2 separate regions of the Homo sapiens genome follow, and region 1 is linked to region 2. Evidence: chromatin loops called from intact Hi-C (ENCODE). Cell type or tissue: Caco-2. All regions are shown on one strand. Each heading gives the region's core, and the rest is flanking DNA. Links, peaks and the distances in the headings are about the cores only.

The links. A loop is a pair of places that touch in the nucleus more often than their neighbours do. Peaks named below come from ENCODE experiments on the same cell type or tissue, not always from the same donor. Only the 100,000 strongest peaks of a DNase experiment are listed, where the experiment ranks them.
Region 1: a loop joins it to region 2, with 3 times the contacts of the local background. A loop is called at or near these places in 1 of 110 quality-filtered maps.

The regions. Positions count from the first base shown.
Region 1 is chr2:179,178,403-179,182,805 of GRCh38, forward strand. All of the region lies in intron 3 of SESTD1 (SEC14 and spectrin domain containing 1), which reads right to left. Among named protein-coding and RNA genes, the nearest start is that of SESTD1, 84 kb to the right of the region's middle. In Caco-2, for the core only: no CTCF peak of the experiment used is centred there; a DNase peak (open chromatin) is centred at 2,039.
Region 2 is chr2:179,338,528-179,342,930 of GRCh38, forward strand. No RefSeq gene overlaps it. Among named protein-coding and RNA genes, the nearest start is that of SESTD1, 76 kb to the left of the region's middle. In Caco-2, for the core only: a CTCF peak has its summit at 2,381 (motif pointing left); no DNase peak of the experiment used is centred there.

The DNA of each region.
Region 1 (4,403 bases), core at 145-4,144, 160 kb before region 2:
AGAGGATGGCTTGAGCCAAGGAGTTTGAGGCCAGCATGGGAGACCAGCAAGACTCCATCTCTATTTAAAAAAAAATAAAAGACTTGGGGAGAGAAACAAACCTGACACACAATGACTATCTGTGGGCTCAAGTAATGAGGGGACTCCTGGAGTTCTCCACCAACAAAACATCTAAGAAGACCACCATGACATAGGAGAGGATACAAGCCCAAGAGTGATCAGCTAGGCAGGGTAGCTGGCTGTTGAGCGGTCTGGAGTAGTGGCAACAATGCAGGGATTCTACCAATGCCTTTTTCAGGAAGGAGAGCTAAGACACAGCAGTCCAGGAGAGGGCCTTCCCACCAACAGAAATGTGCCATGTGCCATTCTCATAATGTGATACTTTCTCAACACTGGCATCTGTATCCCTGAGATGCAGGTTACACAACCGTTTTGTTAAATACATTTTATACAAGCAATACATTTATATTTCAAAGCACACTATAAATTAATCTGTACATTAAGACTAAGAAAGTAATGAAGCTTGCAAATACCATCTGTAGTGATCTTAAAGGAATAAAATACTCTAAATTTATCTTTCAGAGTACTTAGAAACACGCTTAACTCTGTCACATTCTCACATTTTACTAAGATGGATAATGAAAATACACAGAATCCAAAGATAACTATTTCAAAATTGCCAGACCAAGTGGTCTTTCAGGTACTTGAAAGGAAATAGTTTTGTTTTTTGCTTCATCCCTGTAAGTGGAATGATGGCTTAAACTGCTTTTAACAACATATTTAATTTAGAAGCATGTTATACCCTTTATAAAGGGCCTGTTGTAGGACCTGAAGTGTCATTAATAACAAATTCCTATAGCCACTGTTAGCATGTTTATAACTATACTTTAAGAACAGTAATAGAAAAAAAAATCTAAGACCCAGCCTCCTAGTTCCTAGTCCAGTTGAGCCTTTCAAGGGTGACATAGCTGAGTTAAAACAGCTATGTAAACGTGAAACTGTCTAAACAGTCCACTCACTTTTGACACAGAAGACAATGTTAGTGGATTTCCTGGGGCCAACATCCTGCAGATCTTCACTCATTTCTTTGATTACAACTAAAGGCTCCTTCTCTTCCACTCATACAGCTCTGCTGGTACTTACATAATGGCACTAATTTCACTTATGCTTTTATTATAATTACTTGTTTACAATTCATCTTCATTAGATAATATGCTTCCAGAAAGCAAGAATGTTATCTTACAAATGTCCTGGCAGCTTCTAGCACCATGCTTTAAATATGGAGTGCCTTTAATAATGTTAGATGACACACATCACATCACTCCTCAGACACGACAATAGCTTTCCATCTCATTCAGAATGGAAGCCATTGCCTACATGGTCTTCCATGACCTGACTCCTGACTCTCTTCTGATCCCCCTCCCAGCACTGTGCTCCTCTCTCAAACTGTTCCAGCCACACTAGCCTCCTTGATGTTCCCAGAACATGTTAAACCTGCTCCTGCCTCAGGGCCTTTGCACTTCCTGCTCACTCTGTCTTCAATGCTCGTTGATCAGATTCTGTAGGGTCTGCCTCTCCTTTCAATCATCTCTGGTAAAATATCTTCTTATTTTGTAAAGTATCACCACTCTATCACTCTGACTCTTTTCATGCTTTGTTTTCATAGCACTCATGAATATCCAAAATACTGTACACTTAGTATCTGAAACACAAAACAAACTTAGGGCCAACCTGTGTAGAAAAGAGTCAAGAAATGCTTCCATTCTCAACTGTGCTAGGTTACCCACTTAAAATAGCTATGTATCACACTTTGTCCCTGTGTTCATTAAAAATAAGCACAAAGTATAAGAAATTGAGTAATTTCTTTTTATTTTTGCAAGAATTTTGAAAAGCTATTATTATATTCAAAACGTTAAGATAGTCATTGCATGAAAAAAACAATTTTGGACATCTCCTATTAGGAAGAGGCTACCTTAGCTAGCTACACTGCTGGAGATGTTGGCAGATGTTCACAGCTGGAAGGAGTTAAACATTAACAGCTGGAAGCTGGGAGACAAAAGCAGGTCACAAAAGAATGTAGATACACCAGAAATGAAAAAACCTTTCTAGACACATGCTGGGCCTGATCTGCTAGGGTAAACTTAAAAACATTCCTAAGGACAAAAAGAGGGGTGAAACATGGGAGATAACGTGATAAAAACAAAGTACATTATTAGTTTTAGATTTTCTAAGTGGTGGACATATGGGTGTCACCGTATAATTCCTTCAACTTTCCTGCATATATGAACATTTTAATAAAATGTTGGGGGGTTACGTTTTAAAAGCACTCCTGAGTGGTGGAAATTCTGAATGAAAAACATTGGTTTTAAGATCACACATCTAGTTAACTGCTCTCTAGCATCGCAATGGAGAGATCAAAAACACCTTAGCTCTCTAAGGAAATGGCAAGTACGGATAAAAAGCTGACAGCCATGTTTGTTAATCCCAAAATTATGGGAGGCTGATCCAAGAAAGCAGAAGGATAGAGTTTTCATGAATATTTGAGAAGGCCAAACTTTAGCAAAACAATCATAAGAAATAAAGTATCCAGGTATCTATTTTGCCTTGCTAGAATGAGTTCTTTCATCTTGCTTCAACTTACACCTTCTCTGCTAGTTGGCAGGTACGTGTAGATATGCAGAAACTGATTCATCATTTACACTGGAGGAACATCATATGCACATTTACATGAGAAAGAGAAAGAAAAAATTTAAATAGTATAGGCTATTTTGCCTTCCACTGTACTTCCTGCTTATCCACGCCAGAGTGAACATGAGCCCAGAGATGTGAATGAATCTGCTGGTCCTTTAGCCTCCCTCAGTTACCCAGTGCCTCGGACAGGTGAGCATCCTGTTGAACTGAATGTGATTCCAGTATACACAAACATGCATTTTCTTAAAACAAACCTAATCACAAGCCAACTATGTCTTCTGGAATTCAGTGTGAATAACTTGCTCCAATGCTGAAGGAAAACCTAACATGTTCATGGAAAGATAATACAGTCTCTGATCCACCCTCAGGCATTTTTCAAGAGTAACTTTGACAATTAGGAGTTTTTGCTTTTCATTTGAACCTCAGAATTGGACTTCACATGAGATGCAACTACACTGAATTCTACTCATCTGAAGTACAAAAAGGCTCTAAATTGGTGTCAGGAATCATGGACTCTCATCCCAGCTGTGCGACTCACTAGGTGTGAGATCTTGGGCAAGTAACCATAACCTCAGAGTTTCAATTTCCTCAACTACAAAATAAGGCACTTGGCTCAGATGGCACTTGACATATTTAACCTTCTATGAATCCATCTATGAATATTTTTTTCATAATTTGTAAGCTATAAGTCTGGCTAACCATGGTTACCTAAAAAGCAGTTTGTTATCTAATGATGAACAAGTTAGCAATCCACAGCTTGGGGGATTAGCAAGATTACTGCTAATGCAATTAGCTAATGCTAATACTAATGCACTGACTACAGGTTCTCATCATTTTCACCCCCAGAAACTGAAAAAATTGAAAATTTTCACATGAAGACCGCTGTTTCCACAATATTAAAAAAAAAAAAAAAACAGCAACAGAATCATTAAATTATAGAACACTATTGGATGCAGGTGCGATTAAAATCAGTTGTTTTAACCCCATACTCTGCAAGGTGGTTTAAATGGAAAAAAGCTATTGTGTCAATAAAATGCAAATACAGGAAAAACATACAAAGAATTGTTTACTCTGATGAAAATGTTTAAAATTCACTAGCTAGAACTTAAGAGCAGTATATGAGATAGTCGTGTTCCTTTTTCTACCTCTACATTGTACACACACAAACACACACACACACACACAGAAACCTGCCCTCATTTACATGCTTAATTGTAGTGGTTTACAAATCTGGTTGCACATTAGAAATACACAGGAAGCTTAAAAGACTTTTTAAAAATTCTGATAAGCAGGCTTCCCAAGAACAATTGGATCAGAATCTCTGGAAGTGAACCCTCCATCATTAGAATTTTGAAAAAAATCTCCAGATGACTAATACGCAGTCACAGTTGTGCCTCAGTCCCAATTATGGGAGAAGCAGATGGGGAGGAAGCTTTATTTTTTTTTGTTGAAGTCATGGGTAGACTAGGACAAATAAAGAGGGTTAAGTTGGGTCTTCACTGAAGAAATGTGAAAATTAAAGTTAAAGGCCCTTTAGATTAAAATATAAACAAACATTTTTGACATTTTTTAAAATAAAAATATTTATAAACTCCTAATAGACTTCACTCACTTAATACATTAAAACCTGCAGACGTATTTATATCAATATGGTGAAATAGCTTACCTAAATAAAAGATGTTTTCTACTGATTAAATTCTCCAATTTTCCTA
Region 2 (4,403 bases), core at 121-4,120:
TGTTTAATCTAATCAGGATACTTTTTTGCTACTTGCATCCAAAAGAATTTCAACAGAATAAATTAAGGTGCAAACTGAATATCCATAAATTTCCCCAGCCTCCTGGGATGACTCTTTCTTTTAGTACTGTAATTCAAGGCCCTTATCCCAGGAGACTGCTGGAAGTACTGTGGTGCTTGTTCCAAGTCCTCCGAGGATCGCTAAGGAGGGATTTTTTATTTTCTCTTTTCACCTTTTCTCTTGTGGCTAGGGTCACTCTTGTACAGATCTAAGTCCTCATTCTCTTTTCCTCTTTAATTCCTGTATGACAACTCAGCTGTTTCTGGGGCAACTACAACCCCAACCAGAAAGTTCTAAACAAGTTATTGCAACATTCTCTACACTGAGGAAGACAGCCTTTTATGGAGAGTCGCTTAACTTTGGAGAGTTAAACCACTCTCCAAAAATCCATGATTTTTTGGCTGGACTTTGAGAACCTCTTTTTCCTCCATTGCCACCTTTTTGACTCAGTATTCACTGCCCACCACTCCACCATCCCCAAACACTGTTCCAGTGCCAAGTTTTGGGCCTTATCTTGCCTAACCAAAAATTTATTAGAATATTTTCCCAAAATAATGAGCAACTTTCCCCAAATAAATTACAGTCATCCTCAATAACGAAGAGGACACTTTGGTTTTCAATGTTATTATATATGTAGATACTAAACAAGAAAACTGTGATTGTGGCTAAACTTTTTCTAAGGCCTAAGATTTTATTGTGCATTTTAAATAGTAATAAATAAAATTTGGGAAAACTAGTAGAGGTTATGCGCTTGATTTTTTGGCTAATATTTATAACACACAGTGCACGAAACACTCAGAAGTTTAAAAAAATATTACTTAATGTTTAGATATAAAGTTGGTAAAATACATTTCTTATTTTATTGGGATCCTCTTTTGAATATGACTTAGCAGATACAATTCTTTCTATACTTTCTAGTACATTATTTTTTCATTAAGAAAGGCTTTGGTTAAATCTCTCTATTCATCAAAAATGCTTTCATCTGATTTATTTTTGTATTTCCTCAGCAAAGGTCTACATAAGTAAACATCATTGGGGAAGTATTTGAGTCGGAAGATAGTATTATGATTAATATTATGCTTTAATTAAGTTACATTGACATTCATAATAGATCTCTATCTGGCTAATAAGAACTAATATTTTCCTGGATAAAGAACAATGCAAATTATAGACAGACAGTGATCAACTACTAGTGCTTGGTTTTAGCACTTCAAATGAAATGGATCATATTCTATGGGAAATTATAGAACTAATTATGAAGAGTGATGATGCTTTGGAAAAAATAGATTCTCAACAGAAGGTTCTTATAAAAGTTACTGATAGGTCTAAATTTTTTAATATCCAGGACTTTTTCATGAGTGGGTTCGATTTCTGCCTCTCTTCCAGAGCCACCGTGATAAAGCACTCCAAAATAACTCAATGTGCAATATACAACATAAAGTGATGGGATCAGATACATTTCTGTCCATGACAAAAATCATTCAAATAGGTCCATTTCTGAGCATCAGCAGGAATCTCAAGTCAACCCAGCCCCAATATGCAAAGCATTTCTCTTCCCCTACAACCATTAATTAACTCCAGGCAGTACAAATATGTACAAATATCACAGCAGAGCTTGGAGCCTCTGGGCTCATCACATTGTGCTCTCACATCACCTTGACCTGCACCACACAGAAACACATTCATTCACCGAATCTTTGCCAACATAGTTTTATACATAGTAATCACTACCTTGATTAGTCTGATATAGGTGCACTGATTCTTTTTGTTCCTCAAGCATGCCAAACTTGATCTTGTTTTGGGGTCTTTTTGCTAGCTGTCCTCTAATTGGAAGTTTCTTCCTGCAAGGCCCTGAGCAAATGTCACATTCTCAGGTCTTGGAGCAAATGTCTCATTCTCAGAGAGCCTTTGCCTGATGACTTGCTCTAAGGTTGTTCACTTTCCACACTCACAATCATATTATTCTGTTTTGTCTTTTTGTTGTTGTTGTTTGTTTGTATATGTCTTCTCTCACATTCTAGAAGTCACTTCCCCCAGAGCAGAGACCTTGTTTGTCTTGTTCCTTCTATATCCCTAGCATTTAGACGGTGCTCAAAAATATTTGTTGAATGAAGCCAGGTGTGGTGGTGCATGCCCTTTAGTCCCAGCTACTCAGCAGGCTGAGGCACTAACTTTAGCTTTTCAAACTTTAATGTGCATGAGAATTGCTTAGGAAATCTTGCTGGAATGATACTTATGCTGCTGGTCTGTGGAACACATTTTGAGCAACAATGGTATTAAGTAAGAAGACCTGGTGCTGCCCAAATTGTCTTTACAGTTACTGATTCGCTGCCCTCATGTGGTTCCTGAAATAATTGCCCTATGCGTTAGCATTTCTTTATCCTTAAATATCAGAAAGCATTCTCTAATTATCCGAGTTAAATGCCTTTCAGACTGTAGTCTTCTCATAATACATTCTTTCATATTTTTGCCATATTCACGTATCAGTACATATTACCATCATAATTTTTAACATATCTCTGTACAATCTCTTCTCTAAATTAATTATTTTAATTGGCTTTCTTTTTCTTAAATCGATATATTTTCAAATGAAACTTCATATTAATATTTCAAATGGAAAGACCAATACTGCTTATCACAAATACAAGATAAGTGTAAAAATAATTGAAGGCAAGCAAAACAATGTTTGAAAGTCCAGATATATGCTCTTCAAAGCTCCAAAGGGAGATTAACAAGTGTGAGAGGGTAGTAAACACTCAGCAGTGAACTGGCTTTCATTTTCATAGTATCGTGAGGACTGAAAAGGGGCTGAATAGAGATTAACTCTTACATAATTTAATGTCATTTAAGGCAGTGAATATGCACCCTCTAAATTATCTCTTGAGGAACCTGCTGTAGATAATGTGTTAAGAGTCTTGTTTTCCTTCTGCACATTCATGTCATCTGTACTTGAGAATTGTATTTATAGATGTAAGTTAATTAGTGTCACAACAGGATTGGTCTAAGGTGAAAGTGTGTGTAAGCATGGGTTCCCTTACCACCCCTTTCTGCATAAACACTGGACATGAGGCATTGCGCACTTGGAAACTGGACAAACTGGGTTTATTTCTATGCCAATTTACTGTCAACTTTCTGGGTGTTGCAAGAGTTTCCATTTGTATTCTTAAATAAGCTTGTTCTAATCCATTCAGCCATTCATGGAGTAGGAATTGGACCCTAATATATAAAGCTTTGAGCAGGGTAGTGGACAAATTCTGCTTCTCTTCAGATGATTAATCAAATTAATCCTGAAAATCCATCTCCCTTTACCAGTGAGTGGTTCAGGATGCCCAAGCTAAAGTTAGTGCAGGCCAATGAGATGCAAGGGGAGACTGAATAGCTGTGTGGGAAATAAGCTTTCTTATCCTTAGAACCAGAGGGAGGTAGCCTTCCTCTCCTCTCAGACATGAAGGAAGTGTGATGGCTAATAGTTACTGTAGGCCACCATAGCCCTCCTTTACCTTGGAGGGTAACAAGCCTTAGGGTGAAGCAGAGCCTGTAGTTGGTGGATCAGACAGAAAGAATCTAGGTCCTTAATGGCATTGCTGATTGCTGAATCGACCACTTCTCAAGCCTGCTCTAGTCATCCTCCTATGTGAGGTGATTGATTTAATTCTGTTTAATCCAGCATAAGTCTGGTTTCCAGAACTTGTAATCAATAGCATTCTAACAGATACAAGGAGGATATAAAAGATTTTTAATCTAGTTGGGGGAACCATAACACACTTTAAAAAAGTGAAATATCAGTGCATTTCAGTGTAAGTTAAGAATGGTATGGTTTTGTTCTGATACTTATTAAGCACCTAATGTGAGCCAGGCACTGTACCCCATGTTTTACCTGCATTATCTCATGTATGTTCCAACACAGTTGGTGGACATTGTTATCCCAATTTTAGAGCTGAGGAAATTAAGGTTCAGACAGCTGTGTACCTGTCTAGTTTCATGGTGAGTGAGCAGAAGTGTGATTCTAAATTTTATGCTTTTTCCATAGAGTTGCTGGGAGCATGAAGCTCAATAGAAGTCAGTGTAGCAGAGTGATCAGCTGAAAAGTATGAGTAGAGTGGCTTTGTGTTCAGATAGACCAAGTATTTGCTTCTTACTATAATATAAGACAAATTACCTAATTTCTCTGAACCTCAGTTTTCTTATTTAAAATATGAGATAATTTTAAATAATTTCTTATTTAAAATATGAGGCCAGGTGTGGTGGCTCATGCCTGTAATTCCAACACTTTGGGAGGCCGAGGTGGGCAGATCACTTGAGGTTAGGAGTTTGAGACCAGGCTGGCCAACATGGTGAAACCC